2 separate regions of the Homo sapiens genome follow, and region 2 is linked to region 1. A link is a contact called in ENCODE Hi-C data. All regions are on one chromosome and are shown on one strand. Each heading gives the region's core, a stretch centred on a gene start or an enhancer-like site at or near the end of the contact. The rest is flanking DNA. Distances are from core to core; before and after follow the strand shown.

What was found. Hi-C counts contacts between places; a loop is a spot of excess contacts on that map. Pooled maps may share reads with other maps.
Region 2: a map of CD8-positive, alpha-beta T cell shows a loop between it and region 1 (8-fold over the local background). The contact joins the promoter of SOD2 here to the promoter of MAP3K4 in region 1. A Hi-C loop is called at or near these places in 2 of 168 maps with a recorded cell type or tissue (B cell and CD8-positive, alpha-beta T cell) and 8 of 50 pooled maps.

Annotation. Positions count from the first base shown.
Region 1 is chr6:160,988,560-160,995,659 of GRCh38, reverse strand. It overlaps MAP3K4 (mitogen-activated protein kinase kinase kinase 4), which reads right to left and starts at 3,891. Exons shown (of 27, transcript NM_005922.4): 1 at 3,577-3,891. The coding sequence starts at 3,728. It overlaps MAP3K4-AS1 (MAP3K4 antisense RNA 1), which reads left to right and starts at 3,318. Exons shown (of 1, transcript NR_174962.1): 1 at 3,318-5,342. RefSeq lists silencers at 3,086-3,215, 3,129-3,423, 3,886-4,215 and enhancers at 3,484-4,353, 4,306-4,375, 4,396-4,455.
Region 2 is chr6:159,687,391-159,694,490 of GRCh38, reverse strand. SOD2 (superoxide dismutase 2) reads left to right here and starts at 1,250. Exons shown (of 5, transcript NM_000636.4): 1 at 1,250-1,346; 2 at 1,628-1,830; 3 at 6,249-6,365. The coding sequence starts at 1,324. RefSeq lists silencers at 48-217, 898-1,187, 1,388-1,567, 6,924-7,100 and an enhancer at 1,938-2,007.

The DNA of each region.
Region 1 (7,100 bases), core at 2,642-5,141:
ACAACAGCTATCCTTATCATGAATTCTTTATCAAAAATAAGGACAAAAGTATCCACAACTGACAGCAAGCAATAAAACTGGAATAGAGTACTATGACCTCTCTGCCTGTTTTGTGTTGCTGGGTCACTGCATAACACTCTTGGGTCAGGAGGAAAGCACACACTAGGCAGATGTGCTGGGCTGGCTGCACCTGCCACGATGGCACACTTGCTGCACAGCTTTGGAGGCCAACATGTACAGGCCTGAATTCTACAAAAGGCCTGTGCATTAACACAACCTTCCTAATCAATGACACACAGACATAAAGTATGTGACAAAGATGGCAAACAGAGTTTTATTCTAGTCTGTGGCAAAACCAGTTAACCTGGTAGCATAAATTATCACATTATTGGTTTCCAATGTATTAAAAGGTGGCATTTCACACATTTTCAACAAACATAAGAAAAAATGCTCAACATCACTAATTATCAGGGAAATGCAAATTAAAACCACAATGAGATACCACCTTACTCCTGCAAGAATGGCCATAATTTAAAAATAATAATTAAAAAAATAGACAATGGCATGGATGTGGTGAGAAGGGAACTCTTATACACTGCTGGTGGGAATGTAAACTAGTACAACTACTGTGGAAAACAATATGGAGATTCCTTAAAAAACTGGCCAGGCGCAGTGGCTCACGCCTGTAATCCCAACACTTTGGGAGGCCAAGATGGGCGGATCACGAGGTCAGGAGTTCAAGACAAGCCTGACCAACTTGGTGAAACCTTGTCTCTACTAAAAATACAAAAATGAGCTGGACCTGGTGGCAGGCACCTATAATCCCAGCTACCCGGGAGGCTGAGGCAGGAGAATTGCTCGAACTCGGGAGGCAGAGGTTGCAGCGAGCTGAGATCACGCCACTGCACTCCAGCCTGGGCAACAGAGAAAGACTCTGTCTCAAAAAAAACTAAAAAAACCTAAAAACTAAAAGTAGAACTACCATTTGATCCAGCAATCCCACTACTGAGTATCTACCCAAAGGAAAACAACTAATCATATGAAAAAGACACATGTACACACGTTTATAGCAGCAATTCGCAATTCACAACTGCAAAAATATGGAACCAACCTAAATGCCCATCAACCAATGAGTGGATAAAGAAAATGTGGCATATATACACCATGGACTACTACTCAGCCATGAAACAACGAAATAATGGCAACTGCAGCAACTTGGATGGAGCTGGAGGCCATTACTCTAAGTGAAGTCACTCAGGAATGGAAAACCAAACATCGTATTCACTTATAAGTGAGAGCTAAGCTAGGAGGATGCAAAGGCGTAAGAATGATATAATGGACTTTGAAGACTCGGGGGAAGGCTCAGAGCGGGGTGAGGAATAGACTACATATTTGGTACAGTGTACATTGCTTGGGTGACAGGTGCACCAAAATCTTAGAAATCACCACTACAGAACTTATCCATGTAACCAAAAAACACCTGTACCCCAAAAACTATTGAAAATAAAATAAAAAAGAAAATTGTAAAAAAAAAAAAGAGGTGGCATTTCACACATTTTGAACACGTACACTGAGCTCCTCTAAAATGGTTAAAAAAAAAAGTTCAAATGAACAACTGGATAGACCCCCTACATCTTTTACCAAAGATCTACAGTAATTCTGTCAGAGGTCAGTTCTATGTATTGAAGAGCAGGTGGTGACAACGAGGACATAAAAAAGAGAAAACAACAGCTTTGTCAAGTAATCTGTTTTACAGATTTTTCTATTGTAAAATTAACTGCAATGTTGCTAAGAAAAATATTGAGATCTTCTTGTTCCGTACACTGCTGTTCACTTACAGTTGGATGAAACCCATTATCCTGACCTATTTTTATTATAACACAGACAGAAGCCTGACTGAAAAGTCAAGTTTTTTTTTTTTTTTACCACTGAAGCAGCAGTCATTTTTGCAGCACATTTTCATTTCTCTGCCCTTCTCGCTTTTACCTAAGAATGCTCATGTCCATTTCTTTCCGGAGTAGGGTTATACAGAATTCTAATTTCTGATCCGCCCATTTGGATAATGAATTCTTCATGGTGGTTAAAGACATGGGCTGTGCAGCCAGACCTTTCTTCATTACCAGCTGTGAAACCCTGGACAAGATACTTAAACTGTGTGCCTCAGTTTCCTCATCTGTCAAAAAGAGAGTATAACAGGACCTACCTCATAGAGTTGTTGAAAAGATTAAATGGGTTAATAGAAATAAAGACAATGGCCTATTTTAACCGTTAAGTGTTCACTATTAATTTTAAAGAAAAAGGTATCAAAATTGCTCGAAAACTGATCCGTTAACAAATTTATAATAAACTTTCTGACAAAATTTCTAAAAATACTAGATGTATTCAAAAGGAACCAAAGGAATTCTCATTACACCCTGTACCATTATTCAGAGAAGTTGTTCCTTAGAAGTACCCAGAACTATCTCAGAATTAAAAGAGGCAACTAATTTCTTCACAGCTTATAAAAATAAAACAAATTTGTTTGGGCCAACTGAATGATGACAAGCAAGAATATGGCTCCTGTGTTCAGTTCTAACTACAGTTACAGGTGTGAATTTTCTTTAAGCAGGAAAAAGAGGACACTTTACTGCCTTATTCCTAGAACCATAGAGCAAGACCATAAGATGCCAAGAGGAGCTGCCGAGGTATTTTCATTACAGGGGACAGGGGGCAGCAGTTTGCAAGTTTACTCTGGGATGCAAAGGACAGGGAGTAAGAGGACATTTGAACATACAAACATAGGCACGTAAAAAGAGGGAAATTCTCAGTTATGGTGAGTTTGTTCTCTCAATTAAAAAAAAAATAAAGACATAAAAATAAGTTAATAGAGTATGGAAGAAAAAGCAACAAATGCTTTGGTTACCGAAGTTCCACCTTAGAGCTTCCTGCAGTAGCAAAGTTTTAGACAAATGAATCCTTACTTTTGTGCACGTGTGAGCAACAATCTGCACAATACTAGCACTAAAGGACAGTAAGGGGCCCTCAGAACAGGAAAGCAACGTATCTGTCTGCATAGTCTAAGTGCAATTTCTCACGGAAGAGATGACAGGCATTCTCTGGAGCGGGCAAAAGGAGAGGAGGAGGAGAACGCGGGGAAATAGCCAGTACGCACTCGATTTCCGAATGTCTCTTTTACTCGAATGAGGGCAGAGGGGAGGGACCACTTTCGTTCAGTAATGATGAGAGGCACTTCAGTGAGGCCACTCTTCCGAAGCTAGCGGCAGGGGAGGCAGCCGCACTCTGCTCCCAGCCCCCGCAACGTTGAGGGTGAGCTGGGGGAGTCTACAAGGGAAGGGGAGCCGGCAACACGCTCGAGCGGAACCCTGCGGAGCTGCAACCCCGGGAGGAGTCGCCGGACAGACTCAGACGCGGTCCCCTGGGACCCAGGGATGCACCGCGCCCCTCCCGCCCCAGCCTGCAGAGACTGGATGCTTCCCTCCCCACCTGGCGGGAAGCAGAGGCCCTCGGGCCCGACCGAGTTCGGGCCAGGACCCGCCCCGCTTTCTGCGAGCGACCGACTGCGGCCGCCACACTCACCTCGCCGCCAAGCAGCACTCGGGTTCTGACTCGGTCTCGGGTTCCGGTGGCGGTGGTGGCGGCGGCGGCGGTGGCGGCGGCTCCTCCATGGCGGCGGCAGGCGTGACGGCAAAGGCGGGAGGAGGGACCAGCGCGGCAGCGGCTTCTCTCATCCGTGCACGGAGCCCCGCATGGCCGCGGCGGGCAGTAAGCTGCAGCCTGGCGCGGGGCACCGGAGCCCCGAAGTGCGGGAGTGACTCGACTCCGCCTCCGCCTCTACCCCGCCGCAGGAGCCGTGCGCGCCGCGGCCATCTTGGAAACGGCGACCGGCCGAGCGCCGGGGCTACGGTGGGCGGCGAGGGACAAGCCTCCCAGATCGGCGGCGGTGGCGGCGGCGGCGGCGGGCGCCGGAATGCGACCGGACGGGGGCGGAGACGGCGGCAGGGAGGGGCGGGGAGCGCCGTCAAGTGTCGGCGCGATTCGGTCCTGGAGCCGGGTCTCGCCAGCTCGCCCGGTGTCGCCCCGGCCGGTGGCAGTGGGGGACTGTGGAGCGGAGCCGGGCTGTGCAGCGGGCTGGGAGCTCGAGGCTTCCCAGGCGGTCGTCGGTCTGGGAGGGACGCTGGGTAGGGCCGATGAGCGGGGCGGGCGCGACGCTATGAGCCCGGCCGGAGTCGCCGCCCAGGGACCTGCCACCCGGATCCCACCTTCCAGGAGGACGGACGTCACCCAGACGCTCGCAACTCCGGTCTCTTGACAGCGCAGCCTTCCACAGGCTCGAATTTTTAAGACTTGACATAAAGTCTCCGGAATTCCAGATTATTAAAGTGACCCCCTCATTTCAACCCGGCAAAACTTCTCACCCCAGTGTCATAAGATTCGATAGCGATCTCCCAGAAACTTGGACTGGAATGCTCCTACACTGAGGGGATGGGGGGAAGAAGAAATGCTAAAGATTATTTCAGAGTTACAGAAATCCTGTTGAAATTCCAATGCATCGTTTACTCTTAGCGCTGGGGCTTCACAGTTTTTTTTTAAGTTGGAAATATTTACAAAATTTCCCATAGGGTGAAATCCAGAGTTAATCCAAAACCAGAATCTTTTAAAATTAAGTACATTCAAATGTGCAGATTTCTTAAACCTCATTTAGTTGAGCTTTGATAGGTGAAACGCACGTTTTGAACAACTCTGGTAACAAAGAAAAACATTAAATTGATTATAGGTATGTTATATTTAAAGACCAGTTGTGAAATTAGCTATATTGTGCTCAAAGTATGTTACTGACATTTCTCCGTCGTTAAAAGGAACTGCTCCATTCTAGTTTTTTATAATAGTCTGTATTATGTATATAGCCTGATAGTGCTGAATTTCTGAATTGACCTTCATCTTATTTACTCAATAATATTCATTTGACAAATACTTATTAAGTGCATATATGTGTCAGGAACTGTACTAGATGCTGAGGATATAGCAGTAAGCGCAACAGACCAAGCTAACAGCTTAGTAAAGGGTGAGGTAAAACAAAACAAAAAAGTATTCAAAAAAATAAACTAATTTTTATCTTAATTTAAAAAATTACAAATTTTTAAAAATCACAAATTGGTATCCATGTATAATTCATTTCCGTGCATTTTCTTGTGTGAAGAAAGCTCAGTAAAAGTATTTCTTAGGTTTCTGTAATTCTAGTTCTCTACTCGATTTTCTTCTGCAATTTTCTGAGCCAGAACCCTTCTTAGAAGGCATATTAGAGACTTTAAAAGTTAAATAATAAAATAAATCTCTTCTTTAAACAGCATTGTACTACGTATTCTTTGGTATGACTACCGAATTTAAGCTAGCTGATAATGCAGACACGTGTGTCCAAGTCACAAAACACTTAGCAAATATAATCAGCATGCGGGAGACCTGTGGCTTGTTCTTGTGTTTTAATTTCCACTTGAGGATACTATGTATTTTAGCAGGAACCAAGTAAATTTACACTTACCTAATCAAGTAATGCATCATGTATAGAAACCTAAGTTAACTGGTACTAAATATTCAATATAAGTGTTGTGACTTTTCGCCCCACCCCCATGCTGGGTCCAGGAAAGCTGTTTCTCTGGCTGACAACCCTCTCATCTCACCCCGTGCCCCCACTTTGTCTTCAGGGCTCCCAGTGAGCGCCTCACAGCCCCCAGATTTCTTTTCTGCCTTCTCCACCATAGTGTAAGCTCCTTCAGGAAAGAAGCTGTTCTTCCTTCTTCTGACCTTTGCCTAGGGATCAAATGTCTCTGGTGCCCAACATGGTGTTAGTAGAACTCAGTAAGTATTGTTGCATTAATGAAATAGTTATTTTTTTTAAGTTATTAGATTTTTGTCTCTAAATTTTTATTCTTGTTTAGCACATGGTTGGTCTCATTGTCTCATTACCTTTAATAATGTTCTTTTTTTATTTTGGAGACAGGGTCTTCCTGGGCTCAAGTGATCCTCCCACCTCAGCCTCTGCTGTAGCTGGGACTACAGATGCATACCACCATGTCCAGCTAATTTTAAACATTTTTTTTTTTTTTTTGGTAGAGCTGAGGCCTCACTATGTTGCCCAAGCTAGTCTTGAACTCCTGGCCTCAAGTCTCCCAGAACCCTGGGATTATAGGTGTAAGCCACTGCACCCAGCCTAATCATGTTAAAAACAATGACAACAAAATCTTCAGAGAATTACCTTTCACTCTTTGTCCTCAAGACCGAATCCACATAGCCCTTATGGAATTTCTTTACTTTGAAATGAGTTTAAAAAGCTAAGGTTCTACTGAAGACCTAGTCTAGGTTGAGCTACGTAACATTCAGAACATTGCTTACCATGAGTTTAAAGCCCATTTTTGACATACACAAAACCAGTTACATATTCATATGCATGTTCTTTCTGCTTTGCCAAAAACACTCAAAAACCTTGGACATATGCTACCACTATTATGAAGTCTCAAATTTCCTCTCTATATAGTGTGTATATATATATATGTACATAAATGTAAAGGGCATAATTGTAACACCTTAGCATATTTCAAGGCTAGTATATTAGTCAATTTTATGGATTTTGCCACAGGATTATTTAAAAAAAATTTTTTTATTTTGAGATGGAGTCTTGCTCTGTTGCCCAGGCTGGAGTGCAGTGGCGTGATCTCAGCTCACTGCAACCTCTGCCTCCCAGGTTCAAGCGATTCTCCTGCCTCAGCCTCCTGAGTAGCTGAGATTACAGGCACCTGCCACCACACCTGGCTTTTTGTATTTTTTAGTAGACACAGGGTTTCACCATGTTAGCCAGGATGGTCTCAATAAAATAAGTGATGTGATAAATAGGGTTATGTCTGCTATTAAAAAGAAAAACCTCTAAGGCTATAGTTTTTAAAATTATTATTAGCGTGGTGCTGCATTTTACTTAAAATAAGTTCCTCCCTTCCTTGTGGTATTCCTGAGGGAGCACACCCCTTCATTTCCTTCTGGAAGTGCAGGGAGTTAAAACCAGGAGAGCCCACATTTCTTCATTCCTGTTCTGGTTTCTCAGTTCCCCCCGA
Region 2 (7,100 bases), core at 1-2,500, 1.3 Mb after region 1:
AGCCCTTCCTGTTGTGAAGCCAAGTTCAGGTGGTTCCTCTTCGCCTGACTGTTTTCCCATTCCACTTACCGGAAGCCTAGTCATCCTTCGGAGGGCTGTACGGGGGTTGCAAGAAGCAACGGAAACGGTTCAGCACCTGCTACCTTCCATCATATTCTTTTCAATAAAGGGGCAACTCCCGCCAATGGCAGTGTAGATTTCCTAACCTCTACACATGGAAGATTCACACCATTCAGGATTGTTGTTTAACTGTTGAGAGAGCACTTGATACTTAACAGCTTACTAGGCTACAAGACAGCGCAGGAAAGAATCCTCTGTTGTCCTTTTATGTTATCCTGAACAGTTGGTTCACAGAGTTACTGTAAACACACAAAACATGACTGCCAGGGCTTAGTAGTGAGGAAGGTGGGAACTAGTCCTGACTCAGTTAACTGTGCCCAGGAGAAGCTGCTTAACCTCAAAGGATTTCACTATTACTAGAATCAATAATACCAACCCTAGGGGTAAAAATAAAGATAAATGTGTGCAAATCCTGCCTGCAGTCTCGGGCACGTCGTGGGTGTCCAAGAACTGTTCTTAGGCAGCCGGTGGGGACAAAGTCTGTGTGCCTCCTGTCCTGGAATAGGTCCCAAGGTCGGCTTACTTGCAAAGCAAGGGTACGGCGCAAGAGTACTGAATACGGGTTGGAAGGGCGCTGGCTCTACCCTCAGCTCATAGGCCGGCTGGGCGGCGCTGACCAGCAGCTAGGCCCCGTCTTCCCTAGGAACGGCCACGGGGGCCCTGGGAGGGTATGAATGTCTTTTTGCAGTGAGGCCTCTGGACCCCGCGGCCCCCCGGCAGCGCAACCAAAACTCAGGGGCAGGCGCCGCAGCCGCCTAGTGCAGCCAGATCCCCGCCGGCACCCTCAGGGGCGGAGCCGGAGGCAGGGCCTTCGGGCCGTACCAACTCCACGGGGGCAGGGGCCGCCTCCCTTCGGCCGCGCGCCACTCAAGTACGGCAGACAGGCAGCGAGGTTGCCGAGGCCGAGGCTAGCCTGCAGCCTCCTTTCTCCCGTGCCCTGGGCGCGGGGTGTACGGCAAGCGCGGGCGGGCGGGACAGGCACGCAGGGCACCCCCGGGGTTGGGCGCGGCGGGCGCGGGGCGGGGCCCGCGGGGGGGGGGGGCGGGGCGGCGGTGCCCTTGCGGCGCAGCTGGGGTCGCGGCCCTGCTCCCCGCGCTTTCTTAAGGCCCGCGGGCGGCGCAGGAGCGGCACTCGTGGCTGTGGTGGCTTCGGCAGCGGCTTCAGCAGATCGGCGGCATCAGCGGTAGCACCAGCACTAGCAGCATGTTGAGCCGGGCAGTGTGCGGGTGAGAAGAAAGGGGACCCGGTCACGGCCCCAAGGGCGAAGGGGCTCGCGGCGGGCAGGGCCTCCGCGGCAATGGCGACAGTGGCCGCACCGGGCCTGGCGGGACCGGGGCACCTGCAGGCGGTTCTCCCGGGAGTGCCCGGCGCGGCGGCTGGAGCGGGGATCCGCAGGGAGGGGACGCGGGGACTCGGGGGACGCCGCGCGCTGCCGTTCCTCGGCAGCCCAGCCTGCGTAGACGGTCCCGCGGCGCTGACTGACCGGGCTGTGCTTTCTCGTCTTCAGCACCAGCAGGCAGCTGGCTCCGGTTTTGGGGTATCTGGGCTCCAGGCAGAAGCACAGCCTCCCCGACCTGCCCTACGACTACGGCGCCCTGGAACCTCACATCAACGCGCAGATCATGCAGCTGCACCACAGCAAGCACCACGCGGCCTACGTGAACAACCTGAACGTCACCGAGGAGAAGTACCAGGAGGCGTTGGCCAAGGGTAGGTTCCAGGCTGAGCGGCGGGAGGCAGTCCCCGGCAGAGGCGACCCCAGGGAGCCAGGCCCCATACGGACGGGCCTCTCCGTGGAGGAGAACTCGCTTCGTATTTGTACCGGTTCCGAGTTTTCCAGGCACGATAGTCTCTCTTTTAAACACATGGTCTACCTCATTGTAGAAGGAGTGCCTCGATGGGTTTGAACACACTTCTGTCATCTCAGGGAACTTGGGGTCCTGCGAAGGAGCTTGCCTTACTGTTGTGAGCCACATTCCGTTACACATATTGCCAGCACTGGTGAATTGTAGGGCCTGAAAAGAAAGCTCTACTGTGTCACTCGTTTTTTTTGCAAATTGAAATTGTTCTTGTTGTATAATGTGCTTTGGGGAAATGTTTGGTCTCTCAGGTAGGTGTGCCAGCCGTTTGCAGGAGGGCTGAGAGCGCCTGTCCACTGGTGGCCAGACATCATCGGGTCCGCAGGTGTCTCTGAGTGTCAGGGTCACCTCCTGATAGAAGTGGGAGTGGTGTCTTACTGCCAGGTCACACTGAAGGTGGGAGACAGGAGGACACTACTCCGTGCTAGGAACCATGGTCCTTGTCATCTTCCTGAGAGCAAACGGGGTCGGGACTCCAGCCTAGGACTTGGAGACTCCCTGCATCCCCAGCTACCCTGCAGGTGAAACTTCACTGAGCCCACTTGACTTCAGGTGGGAGAGGAGGAGGCACACCGTTGTGGTGTGCGTTACCAAAAAAGCAGTAACCTAACTGTGGAACAGTTCAGGATCTTTAGACTTGATACTTTTCTTGATTTCCCTTAGGGGTCAAAGTTCACAAGGAAAATAGCCCTTTAGTGGGAAACTGAAACAGGCTTGTTTTTATTTACTATTTACTCATATTTGTAATGCAATTAAAATATATGTTGTTAACTTTTTTTTTTTTTCTCAAGAGCTCGGTTGATAAAACCAGGGGTATGTGGACTTTTTGAGTCTGTGCCTTTTGGGGGTGTGTATGGGAATGTTATGTTTTAACGTTTTTTACAAAATAGTATTGTCTTTTTAATTTATTCGTTAGTGGTTTGCACAAGGAAGATAATCGATAGTCATGTTTTTTAGACTCTCTGTATTGCTTGGTAAGCTACGTAGTAAAAAATGTTTACTTTTCCTTAAATGTTTTGAATTTCGGGGTTATGAAATTTGTTGAGTAATTTTTAGACAGTCACATCTTGTTGACTGGAGGCATCTAGTGGAAAAATGCAGTATTTCAGCCTGATTGTGTTTGAAGTAAATGATTAAAAGAGGAGGAAGTTACCACATTCTGGAAGATTTACTTGAGACAGACGAACCTTGAATTACGGGAAAAGGCCCCGTGATTTAGGAAATAACAAATTTGGGAAACATGTAATGGGGAGAGACTGGGGAATACCCCAGTTGTGAAAGTACTTCCTGTAAGGCAACATCTGACACCAGGAACCTTTCTCTTCAGTATTTTAAAAACAACTTAATTTCAGTCCTTTACTTGTGGAATCAGAGCCTTACTTATGTAATACAACCCACTGGAAAAAAGCTTTTTATTGTATTGTACTATATTGTTTATAAGTGATTGAGTACCTGCAGAGCTTTCTTTTACTTAAACATATTTTAAAAATTATTAAAAAGATTTTCATGTTTGAAAACTTGGGGAAAAAAGATAAAACAATGTCATAATCTCATCACATTTAACTGACTAATATGAATATTTTTCAACAAAAAGCATTTGACTTTTATTATTATTTGAGGCAAAAACTAAACTGAAACCAAATAAAATGTTGAATTTCAGAAAAGTGTTCTTAAAAGCAGATATTAAGCCCTCAATTTTTATTAATTTTAAAATGAGTAAGCAAACTGTAAGATGTTAAGATTATTAAATTATCTCTCATTAAGCATGTATCTTTCCCATTTTAAAAATTCAGTTACTATTGATTTATTAAAAAACAATAGAAAAGTTACATCTATTTTTAGAGTGACTCTCAAGAAAATTTAATAAGGGAAACACAGATCTATAAAAAACTGTTTGTAAACCTAACAAAGGAAAAAAAAAGTTGGTGTCTTTAAAAAACCCTTTGAGATTAGCTGTGTATTCAGATATCAGTTGGTTCTCTCCTTTCTGAATCGCTAAACAACTGGAGCTTGTTTCAGAAAGCAGCATTGTCTACGTATGTTCCTTTTAAAAATTTTTTTTTTAATTCTGTCTAAAAAAAACAGACGGGGTCACACTATGTTGCCCAGGCTGCTCTTGAATTCCTGGGCTCCCCTATCCACGCACCTCGGCCTTCCAGAGTGCTGGGATTACAGGTGTGAGCCACCGTGCCTAGTCAGACATACTTTTTTTTTTTTTTTTTTTTTTGACGGAATCTCAGTCTGTCCCGCAGGTTGGAGTGCAGTGATGTGATCTCGGCTCACTACAACCTCCGTCTCCTGGGTTCAAGCAATTCTCCTGCCTCAGCCTCCTGAGTAGCTGGGATTACAGGCGTACGCCACCACGCCTGGCTACTTTTTGTGGGTTTTTTAGTAGAGACAGGGTTTTTCCATGTCGTCCAGGCTGGTCTGGAACTCCTGACCTCAAGTGATCCGCCCATCTCAGCCTCCCAAAGTGCTGGGATTACAGGCGTGAGCCACCTCACCTGGCCTTGTATGTATGTTTTTTTCTTTCTCTTTCTTTTTTTTTTTCTGTGACGGAGTATTGCCCTGTCGCCCAGGCTGGAGTGCAGTGGCGTGTTCTTGGTTCACTGCAACCTCTGCCTCCTGGGTTCAAGCCATTCTCCTGCCTCATGCTCCTGAGTAGCTGGGATTATAGGCACGCGCCACCATACCTGGCTAATTTCTGTATTTTTAGTGAAGACAGGGTTTCACCATGTTGGCCAGGCCGGTCTTGAAATCCTGACCTGAAGAGAGCTGCCCGCCTCGGCTTCCCAAAGTGCTGAGATTACAGGCGTGAGCCACCGCACCCGGCCCAGACATATGTTCTTAACGTACACTTTCAGAACAGCAGTTGAGAACTTTTTCCAAAATGTAAGCTCCTTGAGAGCAAAGCTCTCAGTGGGTCTCTGTGTCCTTTACTTTGCTTCTCTTGGTATCTTGTGGATAATATGCACAAAATATTTATTAAACAAGAGGATTTCCATTTTTTTCTAATATTAATAGTTCATTTAGTCTGTAGCTTCTTGAAGGCATAGAAAAGACTATTTTATTTTGCCTACTTATTTGGCAAGGTACCCATGCAGTATGCCAGGAGTTACAGGGCCTATTGAGAAGGAGTAAAGGGTCTGGGAGGGGTGGCAGGGAGTTGCTAATTCATGTATGGTGGCTAGAGAAGGCTTCACTGATGGGGTTGATGTTTCAGTGGAGACTTGAAGGAGGAACAGGAACGCAGCATGAGACTGTCTTGGGGAAGAGTGTTCAGCAGAGGCAGCAGTGCTCAGCTAGCCTTGAGGGGAACATCCAAGTTGGTCATGTGAGTGCAAAAAGGCCAGTGAGGCTGCAGCTGCGTGAGCACGTGCTCAATGACGGGGTCAAGTGCAGCGCCTCTTGGTAGTAAGAGTAGCTGAGTGTAAACACCTAGGGTTCGCTCCAGTGAGAAGGGGAGCCTTTGGAGGGGGCAAGGCCCACCCCCACCCCCCAAAACTGAGGGGATAGTGGCACCAGTGCAGTGAGAAATACTGGTCCTCTGTCCCAATGAGGTGGCAGTAGAGTTAGGGAGAAGGGATTAGGTTCTGCTTGTGTTTTATTTTTTTCTTTTATTTTTCTCTGTGTGCTTTTATATAGATTGGATGTATTTTAAAGGTAGAGCTGGCTTTGCTAATGGATATGCTGGTGGATTGGATGTGGGGTGAAGGGAGAGGAGTCAAAAATGACATCAGGTTCCCAAGGATGTCCTGAGGGACAGAGCTGGCATTTACTGAGACGTGGAGGACAATAGGAGGAGTAAGTTTGGGGTAGAACATCAGGAGTTCAATTTTGAGTATGTTGAGTTTCTTGTTAATGTGACTTGGAGATATTTCCCAATGAATCGTCGTCTGTCTTGAAAGTGAGAGTTGAAGGTTTTCTGTACAGTCTGTATGTTGAGCCATACATTTTAGCATTCTATTATTTTGATTGTCCTCTTTGGTGTTTCATTTCCTAAAATCTCTTCTATCTAAGAGATCCCTGAGCCTAGCAGCCAGGAGTGAATTTTCTAGCTTTTCCACCTCTGCTAGGTCCTTCATCAGTTGTTCAGCATGTCTGGGACAAATAATTTTGGGGCGGGGGGGTGCTGAATTTTAGGACAAACGGATGTTATAGATAAGCTGGTCCCATTATCTAATAGCTTACAAAGAAAAAAATATAATGTATACAGTGGTTGAAAAAGTAGGAGTTACAAAAAAATGTGTTTGCATTTTAACTTTTCAGGAGATGTTACAGCCCAGATAGCTCTTCAGCCTGCACTGAAGTTCAATGGTGGTGGTCATATCAATCATAGCATTTTCTGGACAAACCTCAGCCCTAACGGTGGTGGAGAACCCAAAGGTTGGTATATATTGGTGCACCCTTATCTACATTTTGTGCACAGTAGGAATCGATTGTTGATTTACTGAAGTTACCTTATACTTGTTTTTTGTTTTTTTTGTTGTTGTTTTTTTGAGACAAGAGTTTTGCTCTTGTTGCCCAGGCTGGAGTACAGTGGCGCAGTCTTGGCTCACTGCAACCTCCGCTTCCTGGGTTCAAGTGATTCTCCTGCCTCAGCCTCCCAAGTAGCTGGGATTACAGGCGCCCGCCACCACGCCTGGCTAATTTTTGCATTTTTAGTAGAGATGAGGTTTCATTCACCATGTTGGCCAGGCTGGTCTTGAACTCCTGACCTCATGATCTGCCCACCTTGGCCTCCCAAAGTGCTGGGATTACAGGCATGAGCCACCGTGCCTGGCCTAAGTTACCTTATTCTTACCAGAGGTATCATAGTGGCATATTTTTCATAACAACGAGTATGATAAAAGTTGTAACTTTCAAAAGGACACAAGTAGGAATGGAGAATGCTTTCATGGGGTTATGTCATAAGATTTTATGTTCACGCCAACATAGAATATCACATCAACTCCACCTTCTGGTTTCTGGATGGTACTTCATATTAGGGAAAGACTGAGAGACTTCATTTTATGAACTTTTTTTTTTTGAGACGGAGTCTTACAGTCGCCCAGGCTGGAGCGCAGTGGTGCAATGTCGGCTCATTGCAACCTCCGCCTTTCAGGTTCATGCAATTCTTGT